Linked DNA regions of Mus musculus: region 1 is linked to region 2. A link is a contact called in ENCODE Hi-C or POLR2A ChIA-PET data. All regions are on one chromosome and are shown on one strand. The core of a region is the stretch at or near the end of the contact, and the rest is flanking DNA. Distances in the headings are between cores, read along the strand shown. Region 1 holds the start of Ocln (occludin). Region 2 holds the start of Gtf2h2 (general transcription factor II H, polypeptide 2).

Region 1 (6,034 bases), core at 930-3,429, 60 kb after region 2:
GAAAGTCAACAGCAGAGGCATTCCTTCTAACTTCTTAGAAAAGCAGAATAAACGACCCTGTCCCAAACTACAAGACACAAGTACCTCAGGGAATAAAACAAAAACAAAAGAAAACAAATAAACAAAGCCAAGGTGCTCCAAAATTCAATAGCCAAGAAAGACTAAAAAACAAAAATACAAGTTTGCTTGGGGGTTGGGAGTACACAGCTCAGCTTTAAGGTCCTTAGAGCTGAGCCCTAAATTGTATTCCCCAATGTGTAAAACTGTTCAATGTGTAAATGATACTTAGTCATTTCTATTTTAAAGGTGGAAGTGGTACAATGGGCTGGTTTGATAATTGCCTCGGCTCGCTATAGTAGTTATTTTCTCTGAAATTCTCTACAGTTAACTACTCCTTGTGAGTTTGCTTAAGTTTTCTGTATCCTGCCTTCTGTAGATTTTTGAAGCTTTGCTGAGATTCCAACCTTAGCCTACCCCCCCCCCTTCCCCAACCTTTAAAATAGAGTTCTGGTAGGATTTACCTTTCACAAAGATGCTCATACTTTCTAAGTTGCCTGGAAGCTGCTGGAATGTGGACTGTGCCCACTCCCTACTTAAGTCTATCTGGCCAACCTCGCCATTCCATTGCCTAACAAAGAAAGCACTAACAACTAAGATAAATCCAAACGAAAAAAGAAAAGAAAACCACCAACAGTGGAAATTTAAGATTTATACATACGGCGCAAAGGAACTACAGTTATACTCAGGGATATGTAGTTGAACAACGCACGAACCACTGAAAGCGTCACCAGAAAGCGCATTACTGAGAGGCATTCCTCTTTTCCGGTGATCCCAACAACACACCTGTTGTATATGAAAGCCACGCATTGCTAACCTGCCTGGAAAGCTGCCTTCTCCCCGCCCCAGGTAATTCCCCTAGTGGCAGTTTGCCCGGTGAGCCCCGGGCAGGCCCGAGGATACCTCCGCTCCCGCTGGAACCCCGGTTACTCCACCTGGGTCGAAAGGGGCTCAGAGTTGTTCCAGCGCCAAGATGCAGAGGCCATTTTGGTCCCCACCCATTTGTCCCCGCATACTTCCTCTGATGCAAGGCCACTCGCCGCTAGACTCGCGGGGCCGACTTTGCCCAGGAGGTCTGCAAAGTGGACCGCCTATACAGGCTGCGGGTCCCCGAGACCGTGCGCCCCACCGCAGCTTTGCGCTCGGGAGCCGCCAGGCCAGAGCAGGGCAGCAGAGCAGGCCCTGCCCCGGGGCAGGTCCCCGGCCCGCGGTCACGGATGAGAATCCACCGCGTGAGCAGCTTCCCTCGAAATCCAGCCTCACTCGAAAAGAACACCAAAAGCTGAAATCAACAAGGACGCACGCACCGCCCCCTGTTCCAAACAGCCAGAATAATACACTCCACGACTCTGGGGACGCTGCAGAGGACCCCCGGCCTCCCTCCTGGGATGAATTACCCAAAAGAGCGGAAACCAGAAGGGCCACAGGGATCTTTATCGCCCTGCGTCGCCCAGCACCAGCCCTAACTAGAGACCCCGAGTAACCCACAGATCTCCAGCGCCCAGTTGAGCGCTGGATCCGCCCCCGACGCTCCCGCCTCGGCAAAAGTAGAAAGTAGCTCGGGCATTTCTGGTGGACAAGGTTTCGCCCGCGACTCCGAGAGAGAAAGGGAGCCCCCCAGATCCTCCCGCGCTGCGCTCAGGCACACGCGCTTCTCTGGTTTCCGTGAGAGCCGAGTCCAGGGCGAAACTGCCACCGAAACTGGCTCCGCGTGCCCTCCCCGCGCCTCGCCTCCCAGCCCCGGCGCGTCACCCTGGGGGACCCCGGGCACCGCACCTGCCTCGCACCCACCTTGGCGGCCGGAATCCCAAGGTGCTCACCTGGCCGGTGCACCTGCCGCCGCCCGCGCTGCCAATCCACAGTTCAACTGAGCCAGGAGGACCGTCCTCCGCTTCCCCCACCCCCTACCCCCGGGCATGCGCACCAATTTCTGGCCGAACCCGCCCGGGGCTGTGCGCTGGGACCCACCTGCCGAGCCCCTAGCCGGTTGCTCCGTGCGCTGGACCGCTCTCCCGCAACTCCACCGCTGTCGCCTAAGGAAAGAGGGGCCGGGAGGTGGGCACTAGCGACGAGGTGTGGCGTGGCCAGCCTCCTCCCTCGGTGACCCATTCACCTGAAACTCCGATGGGAGGGGGAGGGAGCGACGGAGAAGGAGGCGGGAGGACCGGGCAGGGCTCACCACCCAGAGCAAGCCGAGTTAAAGGAACAGCACCGACGTTGCCTGGAGAGGGGCGGGGGCGTGCGGAGAGAAGGGTCTCAAGATCGTGGAGGCAATGGGGTGATCCTAGACCATTTTGGGTGTGCTCGGAGATACGCCTGCTTCAGGGCCCCTGTGGGGTGTTGGTTCCGGGAGGAGAGTCAGAGGTCAGGAGGGAGCTGTTGTGCTGCTACTCAGAGAGGGTCCAAGGGCGCCTGGAGGCTGATGAGAAGGTCTGAGTTCTCTTCCTACTGTGTTCTGCTGCCAGGTTTGATTAAATGTCTGGTGGAAAACAGTACCCGATGCTTGGTCCAGCGAAAGAGTGGACTTTTTTCAGAAGTGCTTATTACTAGCACCTTCCGATTCAGAGGATTCGGAAAAAGACTACCCTCTGGTCTGGAGTGGTTAAAATGAAGAGAGATTACTGTAGCTGTGTGAGTCACACGGAATCCCCAGGCCACAGGGTCCTTGTCCACGCATGCACGAAACGTAACTACGGTGTGATTGAGGCTACTCTAAAGGGATTTAAAGCCGTTTCGGTATTCTTTCTTGGCTCAAAACAAAACAAGCAAAACCAATCTGGTTGCTAAGGGTTGTATTTTTTTACTCTGTCTATAACTCTGTTGTTACAGACTTGTGCGTGTGTGTGCGATTTTGTTGTATTTCATATTCATTTTACTCTACGATATAGAGATTTTAGTTCTTGTTAGTTAACTATCTGCACCGAAGATAGTTAAATTTCGCAAGCCCTGCTTCCTTTTGTGTTCCAGTCCTGAATGTCTGCATTGCTAATACATCTTAGTCCAATCCCATGCTCCTTTCTGCCTTTAAGTAGCTACAGGTGTGGTTCTCCTTTGCATTAAATCTTAAAGCACAATTCAGTACTTCCGGAAGTAAAAATTTAAATGATGACAGCCTTAATAGATTCTTAATCTAATTAGTAATCTTTCATGAAGTCATCGCTATAATTATTTCAATGTGACTGTAGTTTTTGATTGATGTAGATTAAATTGATATTCACCCCAAGGAAGCCAGGTTAATCCTCTTAATGTTAGCTGCCGGATTGCTAATATTTCCAAACGTTCCAACTCGGATTATAATTACACAAGGAAACATTTTTGTAAACACCTGACTATTATCTTATTGAGTATTTCGCTCTGTTTTGAAGAGGATCTCATAGGTTTGGAGGTGGTGGTGGTGGTGATAGTGGTGTTTTTCCTATTTAAAAATAAATATAAATTGACTGGGGATGCATCTTGTCCCCAGAACACCTCCCTGCCATGTTTGAAGCCTTAGGATTTCATCCTTAGTTCATATACCTTGCCAAGTGTATTCCTGGGGCCTGGAGAGACGGCTCAGTGGTTAGACACAGTAGCTACTCTTCTACGGGCTTCTCCTCTAGTTGTTCAATTCCCAGCACCACACGGTAGCTAATAAACCGTCGTAACTCCAGTTCTGGAGGGTATGACACCTTCTAGCCTCCTTGTGCAGTAGGCACACAAGTAGTACATAGACAATACATACAAGCAAATTACCTGTACACTTAAGATAAAAATTGTTATTTAAAATATAGTGTGTGCTTAATATTTTTTTTTGCAGTTGCAAGGTTGTATAACCATTGTTACCATGTTCTAATTCCAGAGCATTTTCATTTGAAACCCAATATGTATTAATAGTCATTTTCTGTTTCCAGCCCCTGACTTTTTCTTTTCTTTCTCTCCCTCCCACCCCCCCAAGGTTTCTCTGTAACAGTCTTGGCTGTCCTGGAACTCACTTTGTAGACCAGGCTGAGCTCAAACTCACAGAAATCCATCCGCCTGCCTCTGTCTCCCAAGTGCTGGGATTAAAGGTGTGCACCACTACTGCCTGACTTATTAGTGTATTTTCTATCTCGGTTGACTTGCCTATTCTAGACACTTTATATGAATGGGTAACGCCATCCATGAGTTCAGTGTGTCTGGCTTTTACTTAGCATGCTTTCTTCTCAAGATTCACCCATGCCAGCCCATGTATTTAGTACCTTAGTCTTTTTTATGAGTAGTATTTCATTGCACAGTTATACCACATTTTATTTATCATTTTACCAGTTGTTGGAAAATCGAGGTTGTTTCTCCTTTGGGGCTGTTCTAAAGACTACTATTTGTGAAAATTCATGCATAAGTTTTAGTATGAACATACATTTTCAAACTCTGTTTTTTTGGTTTTGTTTTTCGAGACAGGGTTTCTCTGTGTAGCCCTGGCTGTCCTGGAACTCACTCTGTAGACCAGGCTGGCCTAGAACTCAGAAAGCTGCCTGCCTCTGCCTCCAGAGTGCTGGGATTAAAGGCGTGCGTAAGATTTTGAGTAGACATTTTTTGTCATTTCAAGATGATAATATGTGTATAATACTTTCTCCTATTCCCACTCTAAACTTGTACAGAAAGGCACCTTACATCTGAAGGAAGATTATTTATTGTAATGTATTTACAACCTTCCTGCCTCTACCTCCCCAGTGCCACATTACAGCTGCACCACGCCCTCCTATTTGCTTGGCCACATCCATCTGTCAAGAAGACGGCTTCTTCCTCTTTGTCATCTTCTTTCCCTCCCTTCCCCTCCCTTCTTCCTTCTCCTCCTCTTCCTCCTCCTTCCAGTTTTCCCAGCTGTGTGTCTTCCAGGGGTGGGGATTGAACCGAGAGCCTTGCGCTTGCTCATGTCCCTGCTCTGCTGCTGGACTACATTTCCAGCCAGGAACTAGTTTTCTAAATGCTTGCTCTGCTCAGAGCAGCGACACCCCCACTGCCATGAGACCTGCCTTCTAGTGACTACTTAATAGGAATTCCAGGTTTAAGAAGATAAGTCGAGCTATATGAAATTGGCAGTAGGTGGTCATTTTCCATTGTAAAAATGTCAGCTTCTTATGTTTTCTGTTAAGATACTGTATACTGTTTCCATTTGATTCAGATTACTTTTTCAAATAATATTATGATATGGAAAGATCTAAACCTGTGGTTTTTCACAGCTTCTAATATTGTGCTGACAAGGTGTCTAGGGAGAAAACCCAGTCTAAAGCACATCACTCCTCAATACTAAAACAAAACAAGTTGTATGCTAAAGGACACCATGATCAATTTATTCACTTATATAATCGTAATTTGTAGCAAATACTTTTCTAACCAAAGAATCCTTTTTGGCAACTCACACTAGTTTGGTCGTATTATCCACTCTTGAATATTAAATAATGTTCAATTAAAATTCATTCTATCCCAAAACAAAGCAAGTTTTTTTTTTAATTAGAAGATCCATACTTAGATTTGTTTTTTTTCAAATCACTAAGATTTAAAAACAAAGGCTGACCAACGACAACAATAAAAGTTGAGTGTTATGGAGCACAGCCTTAACCCCACCACTCTAGAGGCAGAGGCAGCAGGCAGAGGCAGAGGCAGAGGCAGAGGCAGAGGCAGAGGCAGAGGCAGAGGCAGAGGCAGAGGCAGCAGGCAGCAGGCAGAGACAGAGGCAGCAGGCAGCAGGCAGCAGGCAGAGGCAGAGGCATATCTCTCTGAGCTCAAAGACAGCCACTGCTACACAGAGAAACCTTATCAGATCTCAGTGTTGCCCCTCAGTAAAACCTTCACCACATTTGGAGTCATAATAAATAGTACTTTCTTTAGCTGCTCCAGAGGCTGAGGCAAGATGATCACAAGATCAAGGCCTGCCTAGGCAACCTAATGAGTCTCTCCGTCCAAAAGTAAAAGCAGAGATGAGAGAGGTGGTAGGGCTCCTTGGAGCTCAGGACAGCCT
Region 2 (6,815 bases), core at 663-3,162:
CTCATGCTGATGCACCCTTCCCTCTTCAAGCCCAGACTGGGCTACACAATGAGACTCAAGCCCCTCAAACACCACTGTGAACATAAAAGTAAAGTTCTGCCTGGACATGGTGGAACTGATGGGAGGTGACTCGGAAATAAAAGATAAAAGACAGGTATCTGTAGAAGCAGGACTGGCTTTTTTACTCAGAAACAGGAGGGCAGAGGCAGGTGGATCTCGAGCCCAGTCTGGTCTACTAACAGAGTCTAGGACAACCAGGGCTCTGTTACACAGAGAAACTCTGTCTCGAAAACCAAAAAAGTAAAAAAATTAAAAGGATGAGCCCTTAGAAGAGGGAACAAAATACCCATGGGAGGAGTTAAAGAGACAAAGTTCGGAGCAGAGACTGAAGGAATGACCATCCAGAAACTGCCCCACCTGGGGATCCATCCCATATACAGTCACCAAACCAAGATACTATTGCAGATGCCAACAAGAGCTTGCTGACAGGAGCCTGATATAGCTGCCTCCTGAGAGGCTCTGCCAGTGCCTGCCAAATACAGAAGTGGATGCTCACAGCCATCCATTGGACAGAGCACAGGGTCCTCAATGAAGGAGCTAGAGAAAGTACCCAAGGAGCTGAAGGGGTGTGCAAGCCCCCTAGGAGGAACAACAATATGAACTAACCAGTACCCCCAGAGCTCCCAGGGACTAAACCACCAACCAAAGAGTACACATGGTGGGACTCATGGCTCTAGCTGCATAGGATGGCCTAGTTTGTCATCAATGGGAGGAGAGGCCCTTGGTCGTGTGAAGACTCTAAGCCCCAGTATAGGGGAATGTCAGGGCCAGGAAGCAGGAGTGGGTGGGTTGGTGAACAGGGGAAGGGGTAGGAAATAGGGGGTTTTCGGAGGGGAAACCAGGAAAGGGGATAACATTGGAACTGTAAATAAAAAAAAAATAATAATTTTAAAAAATAACAAAACTATGAGCCTGGCTGTGGTGGAGCACACCTTTAGTCCCAGCACTCGGAAGGCAGAAGCAGGCAGATCTCTAAAGTTCAAGGCCACCCTAGTCTACAAAGTGAGTTCCAGGACTGCCAACACTACACAGAGAAACCATCTCCAAATTAATTAATTAATTAATTAAAAATAAATAAAATTTCTGTTCAGGATGAGCAGAGTGGAATACACCTGTGATCCCAGCACACGTGTGTGCGTGTGCACACACAGTTCGCATAATATTACTTTTAAGCTTTTTAAATGTTGCTCCACCGCATCAACATTTGCTTTATATTTTACTCTTCTATTACTCTCTTAAATTCAGAGAAAATGAGAAGCAACGAGTAAACGCCGCACACTTTTTGGCTGGGTATACGGGGCCTCTTTATGATGGAGAATCCAACCGGGGAGAAGTTAGAAGTCCCCACGCCGCAGCCAGATCACCCGTTTCTTAGACTTTCCGTCATCACACCCAGCCGCCCCGGGAGATGCTCACGGTGAGCTCCTCGCGTGCACCCGCGAGCCGCAGCGCGCATGGCCACTGCGGAGGCTCTGCCTCGCCTTACCCTGCCTGGCCCGAGGTCAAGGGTGATTTACTGTCCCCCGTGTTCAGAGAGGGACAGCTCGGGGCTGCAAACTCGCTTCGGGCCACACAGACTCACGGCAAACGGCAGCCCTGCAGCGAGAACTTTCCTCAGGCGGAAGCTGCCGCGCTCCCTGCACACGCCCCCACCCCCTCCGCCCTCCAGGTCCCCCCCGAGGCCAACCCGGGCTTTGCACCTCGGTCCTCAGCTCCAGGCTTCTTCTCCTGTCCGCCTCACTCCAGCCCTCCACAGCCTCAGGACCCCGCAGGTCTCCTCGCGTAGACCCACCAGCCTCGACGAGACGACCCTCACCGGAAGTACCGGCAGTCTGAGTGCGCCGCCAAAATTCTTCCGCAGCGCGCTGGAGCCACGGGAAAAAAAAAATGTTCCGGCGGCAGAGGGCAGCTGCTGCCAGAAGAGGGAGCTAGGGAGCAAGTGGTGCCCAAGAGCGTAACTGCCTTCCAGTTCACCAATATTTCTGCTGTGGGGTGCATTTCTATAGACCAAACAGCTAAAACTACAAGTTCTGGATACGTTATACATGCGTTTAGGGAGGTTTTTTTTTGTCCGTGGGTTTTGTTTTGTTGGGTTTTGTTTAGTATCTGGATGTTTTTGCCTGCGTGCATGTCTGTGCACCATGTTCGTGCCTAGTTGGGGCAGGGGACGGAAGATGGCATCTGATCCCCTGGAACTGAAGTTACAGATGTTTGCTATCTGCCATGTGGATGATGGAAATCAAATCCGGACCCTCTGGAATAGCAACAAGTGCTCTTAACTGCATAGCCATAGCCCCACCTGCCGCCCCACCCCCACGAGCGCCAAGCATGCTCTTTAACCCAAAAATAAGAGGATTCCCCCAATAAAATAAAAATACATCTAAGCATATTTGTGAATAGAAGTAAGACACATTCGAACTTTTCCCACTCATAACTTTGGCTCTGTAAAATAGTCTTAGAAACTAAGACTGAGCTAGGAAGACGAAGGGCACCATTCTCTGACTTTTTTTTTTAAAAAACAATTTTCCTGCTAAGTCACTCACTCTCTTCTGTAGTTCTCTTGAACACAAGGAATGGCAAGACTGATCTGTAAACATCCTTATGACGTGGAACCGAGACTACTCCCAAGCAAAGAGCAAGCCTGGCAGGACAGATCACCTCCCACATGAGGGCAACTACGTATGGTGGGGAGGCTGAAAGCTGGCGCTGGGGTAACTACCTCGCCATAAACAGTCTGCCTCGGAGTAATGACATCACTAGCAAGGTCTCCAGAAACCCTTGCGAAACAAGGCCTTTGTTGGCATAAGTGATCAGACCCATGCCTTGACCAGATCACCTGACCAGACCACAGGCTCTGTCATCTATGCACACCACAAGCCCCTCCCATTTCCCTTTTCTATAAAATGTCAAAGTTCATCTCAGCCCCTCGAAGACAGACTTGGTATATGCAAACCCCTTTATCTGTTTTTCTCATCATGGCCACCTTAATAAAACCCTTTTCTCTGTCATTCATCATTACGTGTCTCTTTGGCAAACTGAGACGCGTGGCCAGACAAGTCTGCTAGGACTGCTGGAACAGGGGGTTTTTATTAAAACTTTGTTAACAGGGTACCAAAGCAAAACAAAATGTGCACAGAAATCATGGTAGTCTCAGTATAACTATGACTAATATTCCAATCACATATAAAGTAACAATAAAATTATCTTACCTAGTGAAATACCTTTTCAAGCTGTGAAACTAAGAACAACCGTAAAGAAAGAATTGAATAAAACCTGGGTGTGGTGGTACATACCGATTATACCAGAACTAGGGAGATTGAAGCAGGATTACAAGCCCAAGACTGGCCTGGGCTGTATTATAAGACCTCGTGTAAGTCCCTCTCTATTCCTCTCTCTTTCCCTCTCCCTCCCTGAGTGTGGTGTGTGTGTGTCCATAGCTGGCTGGCACAATGAAGTTAGAAAATCTGGGAACAGCTTGGGTAGTGTAACTGAAATACAAAAAGCGTTTAATTTGAAAGGCTGCAAGAAAGTGAGCCTTAACAACCCAATACTTTTTTGTTTTGTTTTTTGTTTGGTGTACACGGGGTTTCTTTGTGTAGTCCTGGCAATCCTAGAACTAGCTCTGTAAATTAGACTGGCCTTGAACTCACAGAGATTTGCCAACCTTAGCCTCTGTTAGGGTTAAAAAAGATTTAATTAGGGCTGGTGAGATAGCTCCGTGATTAAAAGCACTGGCTGCTCTTCCAGAGATCCTGAGTTCAATTCCCAGCAACCACATGGTGGCTCACAACCATCTGTAGTGGGATCGGACGCCCTCTTCAGGCAGGCGGATGTATATGCAGCAGAGCACACAGACATTAAATAAAAATTTTAAAAAAGACCTAGTTAAGCAGGTGGTGTGGTGGCGTGTGCCTTTAATCCCACCACTCGGGAGGCAGAGGCAGGCGGGTTTCTGAGTTCGAGGCCAGCCTGGTCTACAAAGTGAGTTCCAGGACAGCCAGGGCTACACAGAGAAACCCTGTCTCGAAAAAAAAAAAATTAGTTATGCATACTCTATCTGCATGTACACCTGCATGCCAGAAGAGAGCATTAGATCCCATTATGGATCCACCATGTGGTTGCTGGGAATTAAACTCAGGACTTCTGGAAGAGCAGCCAGAGTTCTTAACCACTGAGTCACCTCTTCCGCCCTCATCCAAATGCCTCTAAGTTGAAACCAAATAATAGAGCAAAATACTCGTTTTAAATTTCTATGACTAGGGTGTAGACAAGTGTGAGACCTGGGTTTCGTCCCCAGCACCACACACACATATGAAGTGGAAACTTAAGGGTTCTTTGGAAAGTCAGTTATGTTGGATGGCATTTTGCTGGGGCAAACACATGATGGAGTGTTTTCCTAAAGCAGACAGGTAAAGGAACCTTTCACTGAAGCAGACACGAGAGAGAAGATGCTCTGCTAAAGCAAGCGCATGAAAGGACACATGGTAAAGGAGTCTTTGCTAACGACACGCATGTATTGGTCTGCCTTTACACTGCGTAGTTGAGCTCCTTTTGTTGGGACTCCATAGAGAGAAACGCACGAAGAGACTTCTGGTGGTGTTCTGTGGCTTGTTGCTTCTGCTGACCCAGGCCAATTGGCAGAGTGATGGCAGCTGAGACAAGACTCATGTGAAGTTTCGCTAAGTCAGACTCATGTGCTGAGGCCAGACCCATGGAGAACATGTGATGTTTGCAGGGAGTATAAATAGGACTCAACAGACAATGACAGAGGTGGGGCTTGGCTTGCTGGTACAGCCCGCTGTGCGATGCTTGTTTATCTCCACACTTCCCGAGAGAGGCACAGCCCAGAACTTCTTCTGAATGTCCTTCCTGGTCCCTCCTGCTGACTTGTACCAATTCATCTCAGGCCTGGCCATCCCTGCTAGGTCATGCCACTGCTGCTGCTATCCCAACACTACTGTACTGAACTGCTGGTATACCCAAGAAGTGTTGGCAAGTGAAGAATTCCCATACACCAAGGGGAATCAGCCTTCTGCTCTGGTCATTCTTGACTCTTTCAGGTCTTTACAGATTCTTCAGATTTCAGATGAAGCTTTTCATATTAATATAAAGTACTTCAAATACATTCAAAACTAAAACAAGATACTTAGACTAGACAGAGCAACCCTACATGACACAGTATATCACTTAGCAGTCAGTACCCTACATGACACAGTGTATCACTTAGCACTCAGTACTCTACATCACCCAGTGCATCACTTAGCAGTCAGTGCCCTACATCACACAGGGTGTAACTTAGCACTCAGTACCCTACATGACACAGTGCATCACTTAGCAGTCAGTGCCCTACATCACACAGTGTATCACTTAGCACTCAGTACCCTACATGACACAGTGCATCACTTAGCAGTCAGTGCCCTACATCACACAGTGTATCACTTAGCACTCAGTACCCTACATGACACAGTGCATCACTTAGCAGTCAGTGCCCTACACTACACAATGTTTCACTTAGCAGTCAGTCTAGGATGGAAAAATAAAGATTTCCTCGTCCAAAGGATCAAGATCGCACCTCCATCTAAACTCACTAGTATGTGGCTGAGGCAGATAACATACCAGAGCACTACTTTCCTTATCCATAAAATGAGAACAAGCAACAGTCCCATGCTAAGAGGCTGTTATGAGAACTGAACGAGGTATCCTGTATATCTGTATATACAATGTTAACTGCAAACAGTGGACTAGTATTTACTGTAAATACTAGACTTTATTTCAAAAATATAAAGCACACACAACAAAACATCATTGCCTTTCCTGGGGGAGGGGTTAGTTCATGTATGTTTATTCTAATGTTTTCAGCTTTTCAAAATGGAAACCTTGATCTTACCAACTTACAATAACACACACACGTGCGCATCATTTAATGCAGGGAACTTCATAAGAAGGGTTATGTTTTCACATAACTATTGAAAAAAAAAGCATGTAAAGAATAGTTTTACTAACAGAACGTAGGTATGAAAACCAAAAACCATAGGTCAGAATGTAAAACGCCTCTAAGGTTTAATCTAGCCCCTATTTTACATTAAGAAACTGCCTGAACAGACCGATGGACACACCCTGGTACTGGCTTCAGGCCTGCAGTGGTAGCACCACGTTGGAAAAGAATTATTTCTTTTACTCTTCCAACATCTAATTTTATGGCACAGTTTTATAATTCCTGCCACTTCATTTTCTTCATCTAACAGAACAGACCTGCTTTGTGAGGACACTAGCAAATTGGCTTCATAAACTACGGAGGAGCCAGGCCTGGAGGAGAACCTCTAATCTACCTGCCACCCGGGGAGTGGGAGGCAGGAGGACTGCAAATTTGAAGTCTGCCATCTTGAGCTACCTAGTGAAACCCTGTCTAAATCAAAACAAAACAACAGAAAAGAACAATGATTTCCAAGAGGGAGACGTTAATTAACATAATGACCAGTTAAGGAGCTCCAAACAGTCTTTCCTACTCGATGTCAATCCAAAAGGGACGAAAATACTTTTTTGTACTATGTTCAGCATGTAGAAAATAAAATTTTTCTTTAATTTGAAAAAAAAATTGACCCAGTATTATACAAAAACATTATTTAAATTTTTATCATTGGAAAATAATTCAAAAATTGTATAAACAAGAATATGTACTGCCATGTCTGAAAGGTATATAAAACATTTTCAGCTAAAACAGACCAAATTGGGCTGGATGTCAATGTGGTCTATGA

What was found. Hi-C counts contacts between places; a loop is a spot of excess contacts on that map. ChIA-PET counts read pairs that join two places held with the same protein, here RNA polymerase II (POLR2A).
Region 1: a loop to region 2 is called in a map of Patski, with 1.9 times the contacts of the local background. The contact joins the promoter of Ocln here to the promoter of Gtf2h2 in region 2. A Hi-C loop is called at or near these places in 3 of 37 maps with a recorded cell type or tissue (Patski, T-helper 1 cell and left cerebral cortex). POLR2A ChIA-PET finds 5 or more read pairs at or near these places in 3 of 5 experiments (Patski and embryonic stem cell).

Annotation. Positions count from the first base shown.
Region 1 is chr13:100,550,539-100,556,572 of GRCm38, forward strand. Ocln (occludin) reads right to left here and starts at 2,180. Exons shown (of 9, transcript NM_001360536.1): 1 at 2,026-2,180.
Region 2 is chr13:100,490,697-100,497,511 of GRCm38, forward strand. It overlaps Gtf2h2 (general transcription factor II H, polypeptide 2), which reads right to left and starts at 1,913. Exons shown (of 16, transcript NM_022011.4): 1 at 1,761-1,913. It overlaps Ocln (occludin), which reads right to left. Exons shown (of 9, transcript NM_001360536.1): 9 at 5,808-6,815.